2 separate regions of the Homo sapiens genome follow, and region 1 is linked to region 2. A link is an interaction called in ENCODE POLR2A ChIA-PET data of the cell type or tissue named here. Cell type or tissue: A673. All regions are shown on one strand.

What was found. ChIA-PET counts read pairs that join two places held together with the same protein. Peaks named below come from ENCODE experiments on the same cell type or tissue, not always from the same donor. Only the 100,000 strongest peaks of a DNase experiment are listed, where the experiment ranks them.
Region 1: POLR2A ChIA-PET joins it to region 2 with 7 read pairs; 1 of 35 experiments calls an interaction of 5 or more read pairs at or near these places.

What each region holds. Positions count from the first base shown.
Region 1 is chr1:51,507,260-51,515,259 of GRCh38, reverse strand. The region is part of intron 1 of EPS15 (epidermal growth factor receptor pathway substrate 15); the gene reads left to right. Among named protein-coding and RNA genes, the nearest start is that of EPS15-AS1, 7.0 kb to the left of the region's middle. In A673, no CTCF peak of the experiment used is centred here; no DNase peak of the experiment used is centred here; H3K4me3 peaks cover 1,590 bases; H3K27ac peaks cover 2,069 bases.
Region 2 is chr1:50,747,141-50,755,140 of GRCh38, reverse strand. The region is part of intron 4 of FAF1 (Fas associated factor 1); the gene reads left to right. It overlaps LOC124904727 (U6 spliceosomal RNA), which reads right to left and starts at 4,845; the gene lies at 4,743-4,845. In A673, a CTCF peak has its summit at 4,966 (motif pointing left); a DNase peak (open chromatin) is centred at 4,940.

The DNA of each region.
Region 1 (8,000 bases), 760 kb before region 2:
TAAAGTAATAAAAAAGCCCTTAAGTAGGGACTTAATTTTAAAAATCCTAGTATATAAATGGTATAACAACAGTTCTAATGCTTTTTTTGTTAAATTACAAGAGTGATATAACTGTATTACAGAAAACTTGGAAATTAGAGGAAAACATCTCCCATAATTTCACAGTTTGTAGTGTTTATTTTCAGTTTCATTTTTTAAACAAGTACGCAGTACAAGTGCTAATAAACATATCATCTTAGTAGTCTGGTTTAACAATTATGACAGTAAATACAGGTTAGTTTGAAAATGACAACATGTTCTCAGAAGCAGAAAAGTGATATTGTTCTCAACATGACAGATATTTGAGTTCCTACAATGGGAAAGGCACATTAATGATGTTTTTCTTTATTGCCTATAATTATGGTTCGATATACTCAGGAAATCTCTTGAGAGAGATATCTAACCCTTCTCAAAGATGGCTTGAAATGTTCAGCACTTGGGAGAGGTTGTCATAGTTAAAATTAATTAGGAACAAGTTCATCCAATAGCAAGTCTCTCAGGAATAATCTAAGAGTGCATTCCTTTGTTTTCACTCTATTTGCAGACAGAATGCTAGTAACAGACTAACGTGTAATAGAAAAAGATTGAGTATCATTAGCAACGAATCATAGTTCAGAATCTCTGCAATCTCTAATAGTGTGATTTTAAAGGCCTAATCTAAGATATTTTACTTGTTCTTTAGGGAATTACAAAAAGCACTTTATATACTTGTTTGTGAGTTTGGGGCTTAATAAAATTGGGAGCAGAAAAGATAACTATTGGGTACTGGGCTTAATACCTATGACACAAGTCCACTGATGTAATAAACCTTCACATGTACCCTTGAACCTAAAATAAAAGTTTTTAAAAAAAAAATCAGTACTCTGGAAACCAAAACCAAGTAAATGGCCTGAGAGAGATCTGGTTAGTTGGAGAACTGGTAGAAATAATAAACGAAAAGTTACTCCAGGCAGAGTTCATTAGGCAAATTCATATGCTGGAGTTTCATTTTTAAAGCAGTTGAATCAACAAGGTATGCCTTCATTAATTATATTTATTAGGTGTTTTTAATAATCTGAGGAATCTTGTAAATTGAATGCTGTATTACAGTAAAGTGAACTTTTTTTATTTAGACAAATGATCTAACCCAGTTAAGCATGCGTAGAAGAAAGCCTGGAAGAAAAAAAACACTAAAATTTTATAGTAGCATGGTTGTAGTTTTTATCTACCTTGTTTTCAACAGTGAGAATGTATTCCTTCTGTAATCAACTGATTTAGCTTTTCTCTATGGCATTTTTGAGAATTTATTCATTTAAATTGAATACACAATAACTACGTGTAAAGTAAAGCTTTGTGTTCTAAGATTGTGTCTACACTTAGTTTTCATCCTAAACATTTAGAGAAATTGATTAGAGGAATGATAATAATTATATTAATTGATTTGGACAATTCAGTTAGAGGACTAATTTATAATTTTTTGTGCTGCTTTATAACTTAACAAAGCGTAACCTATGAACTAAGCTATTATTATCATCATTTCAAATTGGAGGATACTGAGGCTCAGAATTTGGGACTTAGGTTTTATAGTTAGTAAATTAAAAAACCAATATAAATTCATGGTTAAAAAAATTCATACAATGCTAGTGAAGTCTTCTTTCTGCTTTAGGCCCTCATTTGCTTTCCCAGAGGCAGCCATTCTTGCCAGTTTCTTGTGTGAATTTCCAGTAATAGTCTGTGTATATGCGAATAAATATATATGTATACTGTATATGTATATTCTTTTGTGTAAGCTGTTTATTGTTTCACAGTTTGTTGTTATATTATTTTTAGCTTAACTGATTTAGGAGATTGCTCTATAACATCACATATAGATCTCCCTTATTGTTTTCAAAACCTCAGGGTATTTCTATATGTGAACTTACTGTTATTTATTTTACTGGCCACCTAATGCTGGACATTTATTTTGTTTTCAATCTTTTGTTACAACTATGCTGCAGTGGATACTCTTTTACATGTTTTTGTGCACATGTGTGAGCATATGGATTAATTTCTAGTAGGTGTAATTTTTGGGCCAGAGGATACTTTTAATCTGCATAGATACTGCTAATTTGGGGTAGGCATAGTGGCTCAGGCCTATAATTCCAGTGCTTTGGGAGGCTGAGGCGGAAGGATTGATTGAAGCCAAGAGTTCAAGGCCTGGGTAACATAGTGAAATCCATCTGGGACAAAAAAAAAATTTTTTTTAATTAGCTGGGCATGGTGGTGTGTGCCCGTAGTCCTAGCAGGCTACAGGTGAGCTATGATTAGCAGGTTACAGTGAGCTATAATTGCACCACTGCACTCCAGCCTAGGTGACAGAGCTAAGACCCTGTCTCCAAAAAAAAAAAAAAAAAAAAAAGATATTGCTCATTTACATTCAGAAACACTGTAGCAGCACACATGTTTGAGAGTGTCATTTCCTCCACAGCTTGATCAACATGTATATTATTGTCAGTCCAGTAATCAGAAAGATTTCAAACAATTTCATTGTTTTAGTTTGTTATTTCTTTATGGGTAAGGCTGAACTTATTTTTTTTTCCTTTGAAACCATTTGTATTTCTTTTTTTATAAACTGCTTTAGTCTTTTACCTGTTCTCTTGATGGGCTGTTTGTCTTCTTTCTCACTGATTTGTAAGAACTCTTCTTATATTTAGGAAATTTGCCCTTCTTTGCAAAATCCTTTGCAAAATTTTTTTCTCTGAATTTTTTTTTGTTTTTGGCATTTTTTGATTATGTAGAAATATTTGTTTTATATGTTTAATTTGTCAGTCTTTTCTCTTAGAGCTTCTGCAAAATCTAGATTTTTAAACTTCAGGAGCAGAGGCAGACTAATATAACTGCAAGAGCACACCTGTTCTGCCCCTGAGTAGTTCTGTGATCTTGGGCAAATTACTTAACCTCTTAAGTGCACTCATTTGCATATTAGAAATAAACTACTGAGACTTCTTGGGTATTATTGAGACCTCTTAAGCATGTTGTGATTACAAAATGAACTGGTGACTTATTTTCTTTAGCTACTCCTGTAGTTTCCCAATTTGTTAAAAGCTGGCCTTGTACCCTGCCTCATATACTCTGCTTTCCTATCACATAAATGTGAACTTCTGAATATTTTGTGCAAAAGTAGGATAGAAATGAGGTAGAAGAAACTCATTTTTGTGATATAAATAAGGCTTTCAAATGAATCAGAGGTGCAATTAAAAAATAAAAGTTGGGCTCTTTTTAAAACTTGTTTTTATGTGGTAAAAATATACAAAGAAAAGTAAGCCTCACTTCCTCCCTCCTTTAAACTGGGGATTATTACAATGGGAATATAACAGTACCAGGAGTTTTTCATCTGAAATAATCAAACTGCTTATTCCTTACTAAATCTGCAATAAGAATACAAATTTGACCAAGAATGCTAGGATAAGAACATATTTTTTGGAGGAAGACGTTTATATTACAGTACTTTATAGTTTTTTAGATCATGGTTTCTCAGCCTTGGCACTTTGAGATTTTGGGCTGGAGAATTTCTTGTTGTGGGAGGCTGTTCTGTGCATTGTAGGGTGTTTTGCAGCATCCTTATCCATTAGACGTAACACCTTCACCAGTTGCAGCAATCAGAAATATCTCCAGACACTGACAAATATTTCCTAGAGGATTAAATTGCCTCTGGTTTAGAATCACTGGTTTATTTATTTATTTTTATTTTAAAGTTTTAGTACTTTTGAGAGAGAGTCTCGCTCTGTCGTCCAGGCTGGAGTGCAGTGGTGTGATCTTGGCTCACTGCAACCTCCACCCCTGGGTTCAAGCAATTCTCGTGCCTCAGCCTCCCGAGTAGCTGGGATTACAGGCGTGCATCACCACGCCTGGCTAATTTTTTTTGTATTTTTAGTACAGATGGATTTCACCATGTTTTCCAGGCTGGTCTCTATCTCCCGACCTCAAGTGATCCTCCTGCCTTGGCCTCCCAAAGTATTGAGATTATAGTGTGAGCCACTGCGCCCGGCCAAATCACTGGTTTAGATATATACTTATTTATTTATTATTATTTTTTGAGGCGGAGGTCTGGCTCTGTCGCTCAGGCTGGAGTGCAGTGGTGTGATCTCGGCTCACTGTAACCTCTGCCTCCCGAGTTCAAATGATTCTCCTGCCTCAGCCTCCCAAGTAGCTGGGATTATAGGCGCCCACCGCCACACCTGGCTAATTTTTGTGTTTTTAGTAGAGACGGGGTTTCACCATGTTGGCCAGGCTGGTCTCGAACTCCTGACCTCAGGTGATCCTCCCTCCTCAGCCTCCCAAATTGCTTGGGATTACAGGCGTGAGCCATCGTGCCCGGCCTAGATACATACTTTCTGTGGTCCATTAGGACATACAAGATATACTTTCTAGGGGTGAGGACAGGGGAAAGAGTTTATCTTCATATTTTTATTCTTAAGCCTGCCATGAGCCATGATTGACTCCTTGTGCATAAATATTGAGCTTAAAAAACTTAAATGAGAAGGCAACCTGAAATTGTGAACTTAATTTTATGTGTGATTTCTGTGCCTTTTTTAGTGTGATCTCCTCCCTCTTCCGGCTCCACTGTAGTTTGGAAACTTAGTGTGGTCTTCTTTTAGTTGTGGAACAGTTCTATCTAGTGGGCTAAGTATCAATACAGAGATCCTGGAAGGAAAACATTCTTATGCCACTGTTGAGAAGGAAGAGGACTGATGCTTCTAGAACACCTAATAAATACTAAATACTTTTAGATGATCTACATACATTATTTCACTTAATCTTCATAGCCTTTCTACAAGTAGGCATTAATCTTCTGTATTACTTGCTCACGGTTGTATTTTAAGTGGGAGAGTTGAGACTTGAACCCAGGCACATCTGTTCTCCAAGTACATTTGCTATGCTGCTTCCTATAGTCATTGATGATATTTCAGTCAAATTTTGGGATAAGAATGAACATTCATGTGATCTTACATTCCTCTATTGTTATGTAAAAGAAATTATCCAGTGGTGTGTGTGTGCGTGTGTTTGTGTGTATTGGGGAGGAGGTCAATAGTGGGATAATAACAATAATACTTACTGAGCACACTTACGTGTCATGTGCTATTTTCAATAATCTTTACAACCTGATGAACCTTTCAGTATTCTTTACAACTTGGTAATCCTTATATCCCTGTTTTACAAAAACAAAACAAAATAAAAAACTGGGACACAGAGGTGAAGTAATTTGTTCAAGGTCAAACTGCTGCTAAGTGGTAGAGCCAGAATTGTAACCCAGTAGTCTAAGCAACTCGGATATTGATTGAATGAGTCTGCATTTTTAAGGGCAAAATGGCTCTGACAGAGCTTATTGTGGTACCATTCCTTGGTTATAGCTGAACATATGTTGTAGGCTACTACATCTTCCTATGTGAAAATCAACTTATCATTGCATACACCACATCTCTAGAAAGTGATTGTTGCACGAAGTTATAGTGGAAAGTTTTTGTAGACATAGTAGAAGGTAGTTTTTCATTTTGCAACCTCCAGATTTATTGCTCATGAAAATCTAAGCTTGTCTAGGTTAGTGTACATCATACCAATATTTACTTTTAAGCTAATATTCTCTCAGACATGGTTATTTGGACTTGGAGTTTCTACAGTATTGTATTGCTAAAGATAAAATGTATCAGAGACTCCCTATAAAATAGACTTTTATTGACTAAAACCTGGAACCATTAGCTGTAATGATTTCTGATCCTCAGATGAACATTTTTGAGAACTAGCATAAAATAATGAGAGAGATCTTGGGCTCTGAAGTTAGAATGTCTTAGGTAAATTGATAGATTTTAGTTATATGAGCCATTAATTTTTATGAAATGTTGCACTTAATTAGAATTTTGATGGATCATTTATACTAAGGATTATTGATAACTTCATTCCATCTTTTGTTCTGTAGGTACAACATAGATATAGCATTATGCATATATAAAAAATATGAAATTATATGCATTAAAGGTGCTTCCAGTATTGATGGTTGATCCTCTGTTTCAGAAAACATTTACTAGATGCCTCCTGTGTGTCACTACTCTAGTAAGCCTTGGACATACAGAATAAGACCATGACATTTGCTCTGAAGTAGCTTTTGGTTTTTTAGGGAGATAAACACTGACTTTCTTGTGTGACAAGTACTGTGATAAAGGATGATAGAAGTAAGGCAAGGGGGTGCCATGAGAGAATACTGTGATTATGATGAAACTTTTGGTGGTAATATAGTTTTTAATTATTTAATGGTTTTATAGGATCCAGGGTTGTTACTGTAGAGGATATTTAAACTGTACTTGAAAGGATAACATAAATCTATAGGAACATTTGATTCAAGTTAAATTGTATTTTGGTGCATAGAGTTCATATTGTGGGATATAACATCAATTTTCTTATGAGATTCCTTGTTTTATCTTTTTTTTGTAATAAAGGAAGAATTTTTAACTTTGACCATAGAGCATAGGAAGGGGACTCAAGGATAGACTTCAAAAGATCTGTGATCTACTCCAAAACAGTAGGTAAAATATTTTATATATATATTTTAACAGAGTGTCAAGATTCTCATCCCAGGGACACTGAGAGAAGTTTTACGTAGTGGGAAGAACACTGGATATAGTACAAGACAAACCTGGATTGAATTGTAGCTCTGCCATTTGTGACATCTCTGAGTGATCATGGCAAATTACTTAAACCCTTTCATTTGCTTATGTATGATGTATACACATTGTTGAGATATAGGAGACATTTGATAAATAGAATTGCTTGTATTATTATTAATACTTACCTGCAGAATTTATATGTATTTGTTTAAATTTTCTCTTTCTTTCTTTCTTTCTTTCTTTCTTTCTTTCTTTCTTTCTTTCTCTCTTTCTCTTTCTCTCTTTCTCTCTTTCTCTCTTTCTCTCTCTCTCTTTCTCTCTTTCTCTCTTTCTCTCTCTCTCTCTCTCTCTCTCTTTCTCTCTTTCTTTTCTTTTCTTTTCTTTTCTTTTCTTTTCTTTTCTTTTCTTTTCTTTTCTCTTTTTGTGACTGAGTCTTGCTCTGTTGCCAGGCTGGAGTGCAATGGTGCGATCTCAGCTCACTGCAACCTCCACCTCTCGGGTTCAAGCAATTCTCCTGCCTCAGCCTCCTGAGTAGCTGGGACTACAGGTGCACACCACCATGCCCAGCCAATTTTTGTATTTTGTATTTTTAGTAGAGAGGGCTTTCACCATGTTGGCCAGGATGGTCTCGATCTTCTGACCTCGTGATCCACCTGCCTCGGCCTCCCAAAGTGCTGGAAATACAGGCGTGAGCCACCGCGTTGGGCCTAAATGTTTTTTCATTTCCAGTATTCTTCACTCACTAAAGAAAACTTGGAACATGCATGTCGAAAAGTAGAAGATAGATCACCATCCACACCATTCTTTAAATTTTAGTCTTTTACATCGTTTCTTTTTTTTCCAAATGTAGTTATTATCTCTCTTTCATACACACACACACATATATATGTGTGTATATATATGTATGTAACATTTTTTATTCTGTTCTCCTTTTTTTTTTTCTGAGATGGAGTCTTCCTCTGTCACCCAGACTGGAGTACAGTGACGTGATCTCAGCCCACTGCAACTTCCATCTCCCAGGTTCAAGCAGTTCTCCTGCCTCAGTATCCCAAGTAGCTGGGATTACAGGTGTGTGCCACCATACCTGCCCAATTTTTGTATTTTTGGTAGAGATGGGGTTTCACCATGTTGGCCAGGCTAGTCTTGAACTCCTGATCTTGTGATCTACCCGCCTCAGCCTCCCAAAGTGCTGGGATTACAGGTGTGAGCCACTGCACCTGGCCTATTCTGTTTTCTTTAAGTGTTTTCCTATGTGGTCTGCTTAGCATCTTTTTAATGTCTTTGGAGCATATTAATTGATTGTGTGCTTTATAGTTTAAGCCCTAATGTGTACAGATATTTTAT
Region 2 (8,000 bases):
TTTGAGTTAATGGTGAAATGAGTTAAGACTTTGGGGGACTGTTGGGAAGGCATGATTGGTTGGAAATGTGAGGACATGAGATTTTGGAGGGGCCAGGGGCAGAATGATATGGTTTGGCTGTGTCCCCACCCAAATCTCATCTTGAATTCCCACGTGTTGTGGGAGGGACCTTGTGGGAGGTAATTGAGTCATGGGGGTGGGTCTTTCCCATGCTGTTCTCATGATAGTGAGCAAGTCTTATCAGATCTGATGGTTTTGTAAGGAGGAGTTTCCCTACACAACCTCTCTCTGCTTGCTGCCATTCATGTAAGATGTGACTTGCTCCTCCTTGCCTTCCACCATGATTATAGGGCCTCCCCAACCATTTGGAACTGTAAGTCCATTAAACCTCTTTCTTTTGTAAATTGCCCAATCTCAGGTATATCTTTATCAGCAGTGTGAAAATGGACTAATACACATGGCATATCAGCATTTGTTTGATACTGAGAAATTGGTATTGAGAGGGAAACTTATGGTTCAAATGCTTAATTACAGATAAAGAAAGTTGTAAAAGCAAGGACTAAAGCTTCCATCTAAGAAGTAGGAAAAGTCCATTTCATTTCCAGCCAGTATGGAATAACAGGAATCAGATTTACTGTCATTCCTATTACAACTAAAAACCACCCAAAAGGCTTAGTGGGAACAAAATTGGTAATAGTGTCTGTTCCTACCAGCTAGATTGGAAAACCTCATAATTCATGTGGCTTTGGTTACACTACTCAGAAGGATCTTTCCTCAGTGGTGGAGAGTACTAGTACAAGATTAAATACTGCTTGGGCAATGCTGACTAACAAATCTTAAAAGCAAAACACAAAAGGATTAAATTGTGTCTAAGTAACATAACTGCATCCCAAAATTAAGCTCAGGAATATTTATAGGATTACAAAAATATCCAGCACTTAACAAGATAAAATTTACAATGTCAGGCATCCAATAAAAAATTACCAGGCACGCAAAGATGTAGAAAAACCTGGCCCATAATGAGGAGAGAAATTGATCAATCATAACCAACCCAGGTCTAACCTAGATGTTAGAATGAGCAGATAGGCTGGGCACAGTGGTTCACGTCTGTAATCCCAGCAGTTTGGGAGGCCAAGGTGGGCGTATCACGAGATCAGGAGATCGAGACCAGCCTGGCCAACGTGTTGAAACCCCGTCTCTGCCAAAAATACAAAAATTAGCTGAGCATGGTGGCGTACCCCTGTAATCCCAGCTACTCAGGAGACTGAGGCAAGAGAATTGCTTGAATCCTGGAGGCAGAGGTTGCAGTGAGCCGAGATCGCACCACTACACTCCAGGCTGGGCTACTAAGCGAGACTATGTCTCAAAAAAAAAAAAAAAAAAGAACAGATAATGACATTAGAGCAGTTATTATTAACTGTATTACCTGTGTTCAAAAAGAGAGAGGGAAGGTTTAAAATAAGGCATTGGAAATGTAGAAATGACCCAGTTGAACAACTAGAGTTGAAGACTGTGATGTCTGAAGTGAAAAGCCACCAGATGAGATTAACAGCAGATCTGACATTGAAGAAAATACTGGTAAACTTGAAGACATTGCAATGGAAGCCACTTTGTAAAACACTTTGGTAGTTTCTACATAGGTTCTCAAGAGAAATGGAGGCATATGTCCACCAAAGACGTGTACATTATTGTTTATAGCAACTTTCTTTGTAATAGCTCCAAACAGGAAACAACCCCAAATGTACATAAACCAAATTGTTGTATATGCATACAGTGGTATACTTATTAATAAAAGGAGTGGGCTATTGTTACCTGCAATGATATGGAAAAATCTCAGTTCATTTTGAGTGAAAGAATCCAGAATACATTCTGCAATTCCATTATGTAAAATTCTAGAAAATTCAAACTAAGGCACAGTCATAGAAATCAAATTAGTGGTTCTCTAGGGAAGAGGTTGGGGATGGTATGGTGGAATTACCAAGGGGCACATGGAAACCATTGAGGGTGATGGATAAATTCATAACATTGATTAAGGTGGTGATTTCATTGTTGGATTCAATTGTTTAAACTTATTAAATTTAGATTTCAAATATGTGCAGTTTATTTTACGTTAAACACATCTTAATGAAGCCGTTAAGACCTTTTGAAGAGGATGATGGTTGGGTGCAGTGGCTCACACCTGTAATCCCAGCACTTTGGGAGGCTGAGGCAGGTGGAACACTTCAGGTCAGGAGTTCGAGACCAGCCTGGCCAACATGGTGAAACCCCATCTCTACTGAAAAATACAAAAATTAGCCAGGTGTGGCGGTGTGTACCTGTAGTCCCAGCTACACTGGAGGCTGAGGCGGGAGAATCACTTGAACCCGGGAGGCGGAGGCTGCAGTGAGTTGAGATCACCCCACTGCACTCCAGCCTGGGTGACAAAATGAGACTGTCTCAAAAAAACAAAACAAAACCAAAAAAATGAGCAAATCAAACCCAAAGTAAGTACAGAAGCATAATAATATGTATAAGAGCAGAAAACAGTAAGTGGAAAATGGATAAGTAGTAGAGAAAATGAACAAAACCTAAAGCTGTTTTTTAAAAAGATTAATAAAACTGATAATTATTTTGCTAGTGTGAAAAACAAGAACAGAAGAGAAAACACAAGTTATTCATATTGGGAATGAAAGAAGCGCCTACGTACATTACATGGACTATAAGGTGATATTAAGAACAAACTTATGCTGGTAAATTTACATGAAACTCTAAAAGGTTAGAAAAATTATTTTAAAGGTACAAGTTACCACATTCACAGAAGTAAAAAATTTGAATAGCTGTACATCAAATATATAAATTGAATTGTCAATCAAAACCTTCCCACAAAAAGGGCCTGGCATGGTGGCTCACACCTGTAATCCTAGCACTTTGGGGAGGCCAAGGTGGGCAGCTCCCCTGAGGTCAGGAGTTCGAGACCAGCCTGGCCAACAGGACGAGACCCCCGTCTCTACTAAAAATGCAAAAGTTAGCTGGGTGTGGTGGCACGCGCCTGTAGTCCCAACTACTCAAGAGGCTGAGGCAGGAGAATCGCTTGAACCTGGGAGGCGGAGGTTGCAGTGAGCCAAGATAGTGCCACTGCACTCCAGCCTGGGCAATAGAGTGAGACTGTGTCTCAAAAAACAAAAACAAAAACAAAACCTTCCCACAAAGAAAACCTGAAACGCTAGATGGCTTTTCTGGTGAATTCTGTCTAATATTTAAGGAAGAACTATTACCAGTCCTTCGCAAAAAAGAGAGAGATGAAACATTGCCTCATTTATTTTATGAAGCTAGCATTACCCTAATACCAAAATTAGATAGAGATTTTTACAGGAAAATATTTCTTATAACTATGGAGGGAGAAATCCTTTACAAAATAGTTGCAAACTGAATTCAGTAAAATATAATAAAATGTATAAATACGTTTATAGTATACATCATAGCCAAGTAGGCCATGTGGCTTGTTTACAAAAACATAGTAGGCTGGGTGCAGTGGCTCACGCCTGTAATCCCAGCACTTTGGGAGGCTGAGGTGGGTGGATCATGAGGTCAGGAGTTCAAGACCAGTCTGGCCAACGTGGTGAAACCCTGTTTCTACTAAAAATACAAAAATTTGTCAGGCGTGGTGGCACGTGCCTGTAGTCCCAGCTACATGGGAGGCTGAGGCAGGAGAATTGCTTGAACCTGGGAGGCGGAGGAGGCAGAGGTTACAGTAAGCCGAGATCATGCTGCTGCACTCCAGCATGGGCCACAAAGTGAGACTCCATCTCAAAACAAACAAACAATCAAACAAATAGAAATGCTGAATAGTGCTGAATGGCCCTAGCACTGCTCTTGATCGTAGGAGGGAAATACTTAGTATTTAGTATTTCATTATCAACTATTGTAGGTTCTTCAGCAATGCCCTCTATCAAGTTTACAAAGCTGCCTTATATTCCTACTTTGCTCTAAGTTTAGCTCTTTTTTTTTTTTAACATGAAATGGGTGTTGAATATTGTCAAATGCTTTTTCTCATTTACTATACTAATATGGGGATGTACAGCTTGTTTAACAGCTTATAATCCATCACTGTACATCCCCATATTAGTATAGTAAATAAGAAAAAGCATTTGACAATATTCAACACCCATTTCATGTTAAAAAAAAAAAGAGCTAAACTTGGAGCTATTTGTTTGTACGCATATAAACATGGATAAATCTGGCCAGGTGCGGTGGCTCATGCCTATAATCCCAGCATTTTGAGAGGCCAAGGCAGGCAGATCACTTGTGGTCAGGAGTTTGAGACCAGCCTGGCCTGCATGGTTAACCCCCGTCTCTACTAAAAATACAAAAATTAGCTGAGTGTGGTGGGATGTGCCTGTAGTCCAGCTACTCGGGAGGCAGAGGCAGGAAAATCACTTGAACCCAGGAGGTGGAGGTTACAGTGGGCCGAGATTGCGCCACTGCACTCCAGCCTGGGCAACAGAGAGATACTGTTTCAAATGAAAAAAAAAAAAAAAAGAAAAGAAAAAGGATAAATCTCGAAAACATTACTCCAAACAAAGGAACCCAGACAAAAGTAATCTTTAGGGTGAGAAGGAGGATCAGTGTGAGTAGGGGCAGGCTTTTGATCTAAGAATGTATGAGGAAAGTTTTTGTGCTATGGGAAATGTTCTTATCTTGATTGTATGGTGGTTATAACACTGTATATATTTGGCTAAACTCATGAGTGAGTTTTATTACATATAAATCATAATCCAATTAAGTTAATGTTTTAAATTCTTATTTATCATGCTAATCTTCTCTGTATTGTTCCAAATTTAGTATATATGCTGCCAAAGCAAGCACTTAAGTTAATTTTTTAAATACAAAAGTATGCTATTGGATTCAGTGATTTGTTCTTGATGACATCTGCATGTCTTCACAATTTTTCAAGGAACGTGGCCTGGGGTGGGATACTGCAGTGGCAGTGCCATCTTGTGGTAAGATCTTTGGAGTTAGGTAGACACAAATATGAATTCTGGCTCTGAAACTTGCTACATTCCAGTACTTTGTTCCCCTGAATTATTTTGGATTTCCTAAAAACAGTAACTCCTGTGTTTTGAGAACCTATACTGCCCAGGTACTATGCTAGGCACTTATGTGTATGTTATCTCATTAATTGTAATAATAATAATACAACTCAAAATAACATTTTTTGAGTTCCTTAGTATGTATTAGGCACTCTGCAAAACATTTTTCGTGAATTATGTCACTTAATACAGCAACCCAACGAAGTGTTTGTTCTACGGTTGTCATTTCCACTTTGCAGAAGAAGAGATTGAGGCTGAGAATCGTGTTTTTTTTTTTTTCTCTGAGACAGGTTCTCACTCTGTCATCCAGGATAGAGTGCAGTGGCAACGATCATGGCTCACTGCAGCCTCCATCTCCTGGTCTCAAGCAGTACTCCTGCCTCAGTCTCCTGAATAGCTGGGACTACATGCATGTACCACCATGCCTAGCTAATTATTAAAAATTTTTTGCAGTGGTGGTGTCTTGCTGTGTTGCTCATGTTGGTCTCAAACTTCTGAGCTCAAGCTGTCCTTCTACCTTGGCTTCCCAAAGTGCTGGGATTATAGGCATGAGCCACCTTGCAATAGAGAGTAATTTTTAAAATATGAGGAACTCAGGTTGCTGTCATGATTCCAGCTTTTTTTCTATTCCTCTCTTTCTGTGGAACAAAAGGCTATTTGTCTCATGTGTTACCCAGGCTTTCTGCAAGAGTAACTGGGACTTTAAGTTAAAGTCCCTTCTTGTTTTTCCTTTAAGAAACTTCTTTTAAGTCATGAGGGCTCAGAGTGTTTTCAAGAGTGTAAGAAGGTGGTGTCAGGTCTTGGAGATTGGTTTCTGAGCACTGGACAGACTTGCAAATGCATAAGCTCAGTTCCAGACAGGTACAGCTCTAGAAATATCAACCTCAGCCACAAGCAAAAAGGCAATGTTTATATGTGTTTGGTATAAAAACTGTGACTTATTTTTCTACTCTTTCCATAAACAGAATGATTCTTTGTCAGCAGTGACATTTTTGAAGGCCAAGATTGATTAAAGTTTTTGCTTCCACAACTATAGTGTTGAACCAGAATTATTTTTATGATAGTTAATCACTATCCAAAGTGCTCAGATAGGGATCTTTTTAAGGAAAGTTAAAAAGTATCATTGAGACCATGAATAATTGCATTGTAGCATTGCTTACTTAGGTAGTTGTGTTCCCATAGAACTTGTGTATCTTAAGTTCTCCCCCCACTCTTCTTTTTCTTCATCAGCATGGAATTATTTTTCTTCTTTTAATATGTAATATAATCAGTCTTTTTGGTATTCATGTACTTAACTGTAAATGGAATTGAATTATATTTTAATCTGAAACTGTAGACTAGCAGCAACCTAACATAAGCAGATATATGAAAGATAAGTACATTCTGATTCACTGATCTTTAAAATAGTGTAGTGCCAGAAATCAGCTGATTAATTTATAAGTAGATTTGATTCCTGAAAAATAATTGTGGGGCACAGGGAAAATTGTGATTTCTCACTGTTTCTCATTAGCATCATGTCTATTTTTGCTTTTTTACCTTTCAGTCATTTTTCTTTTTTTCTTTTCTTTTTTTTTTTTTTTGAGACAGAGTTTCACTCTTGTCATCTAGGTGCAGTGGTGCAATCTTGGCTCACTGCAGCCTCCGCCTCCCAGGTTCAAGTGATTCTCCTGCCTCAGCCTCCTGAGTAGCTGGGATTACAGGCATGTGCCACCACGCCTGGCTAATTTTTTGTATTTTTAGTAGAGACAGGGTTTCACCATGTTGGGCAGGCTGGTCTCGAACTCCTGACCTCAGTTGATCTGCCTGCCTTGGCCTCCCAAAGTGCTGGGATTACAGGCATGAGCCACCACGCCTGGCATTTTTCTTTACTGTATAGAGTATCCTTCCTTATTTTGGTTTGTCTGTCCTTTGCAGACCAACTATACTTCAAGTTTAATTTAAGTCTCATTTCTCTCACAAAGCTTTCTCTATCTGATACAACACATTTGTATTAGTCTGTTCTGGCAGTGCTATAAAAAAATACCTGAGACTGGGTAATTTATAAAGAAAAAAGGTTTAATTGGTTCGCAGTTCTGCAGGCTATACAGGAAGCATGGCAACATCTACTTCTGGGGAGGCTTCAGGGAGCCTTTACTCGTGGTGGAAGGCAAAGCAGGAGCAGACATCGTCACATTGCCAGCGCAGGAGGAAGAGAGAGAGGGGAGGTGGCACACACTTTTAAACACCCAGATCTCACGAGAACTGTATCACAAGAACAGCACCAGAGGGGGAAATCTGTCACACATGATTCAGTCACCTCCTACCAGACCCCACTGCCAACACTCAGGATTATAATTTAACATGATTGGGGATGCAAATCCAAACCATATTATTTCACCCGTGGCCCCTCCCAAATCTCATGTCCTTCTCACATTGCAAAATACAATCATCCCTTCTCAGCAGTCCTCCAAAGTCTTACTTCATTCTGGCACTAACTCAGAAGTCCAAAGTCTCATCTGAGACAAGGCTGGTCCCTTTTACCTGTGAGCCTGTAAAAGCAAAAGCAGGTTACTTACTCCTAAGATAAAATGGGGGTATAGGCATTGAGTAAATACTCCCATTCCAAAAGGGAGAAAATGGCCAAAAGAATGATGCTATAGGCCTTGTGCAAGTTCAAAACCCAGCAGGATAGTCATTAAATCTTAATGTTCCAAATAATCTCCTTTGACTCCATGTCTCATATCCAGGGTACAATGATGCAAGGGGTGGGCTCCCAAAGCCTTGGGCAGCTACACCCCTGTGGCTTGGAAGTGTTCAGCTTCCATGGCTGCTCTCAAGGGCAGGTGTTGAGTGCCTCCAGCTTGTCCAGGTGCAGGGTATTTAGTGGATCTATCATTCCAGGGTCTGGATGATGGTGGCCTTCTTCTCACAGCTCCACCAGGCAGTGCCCCA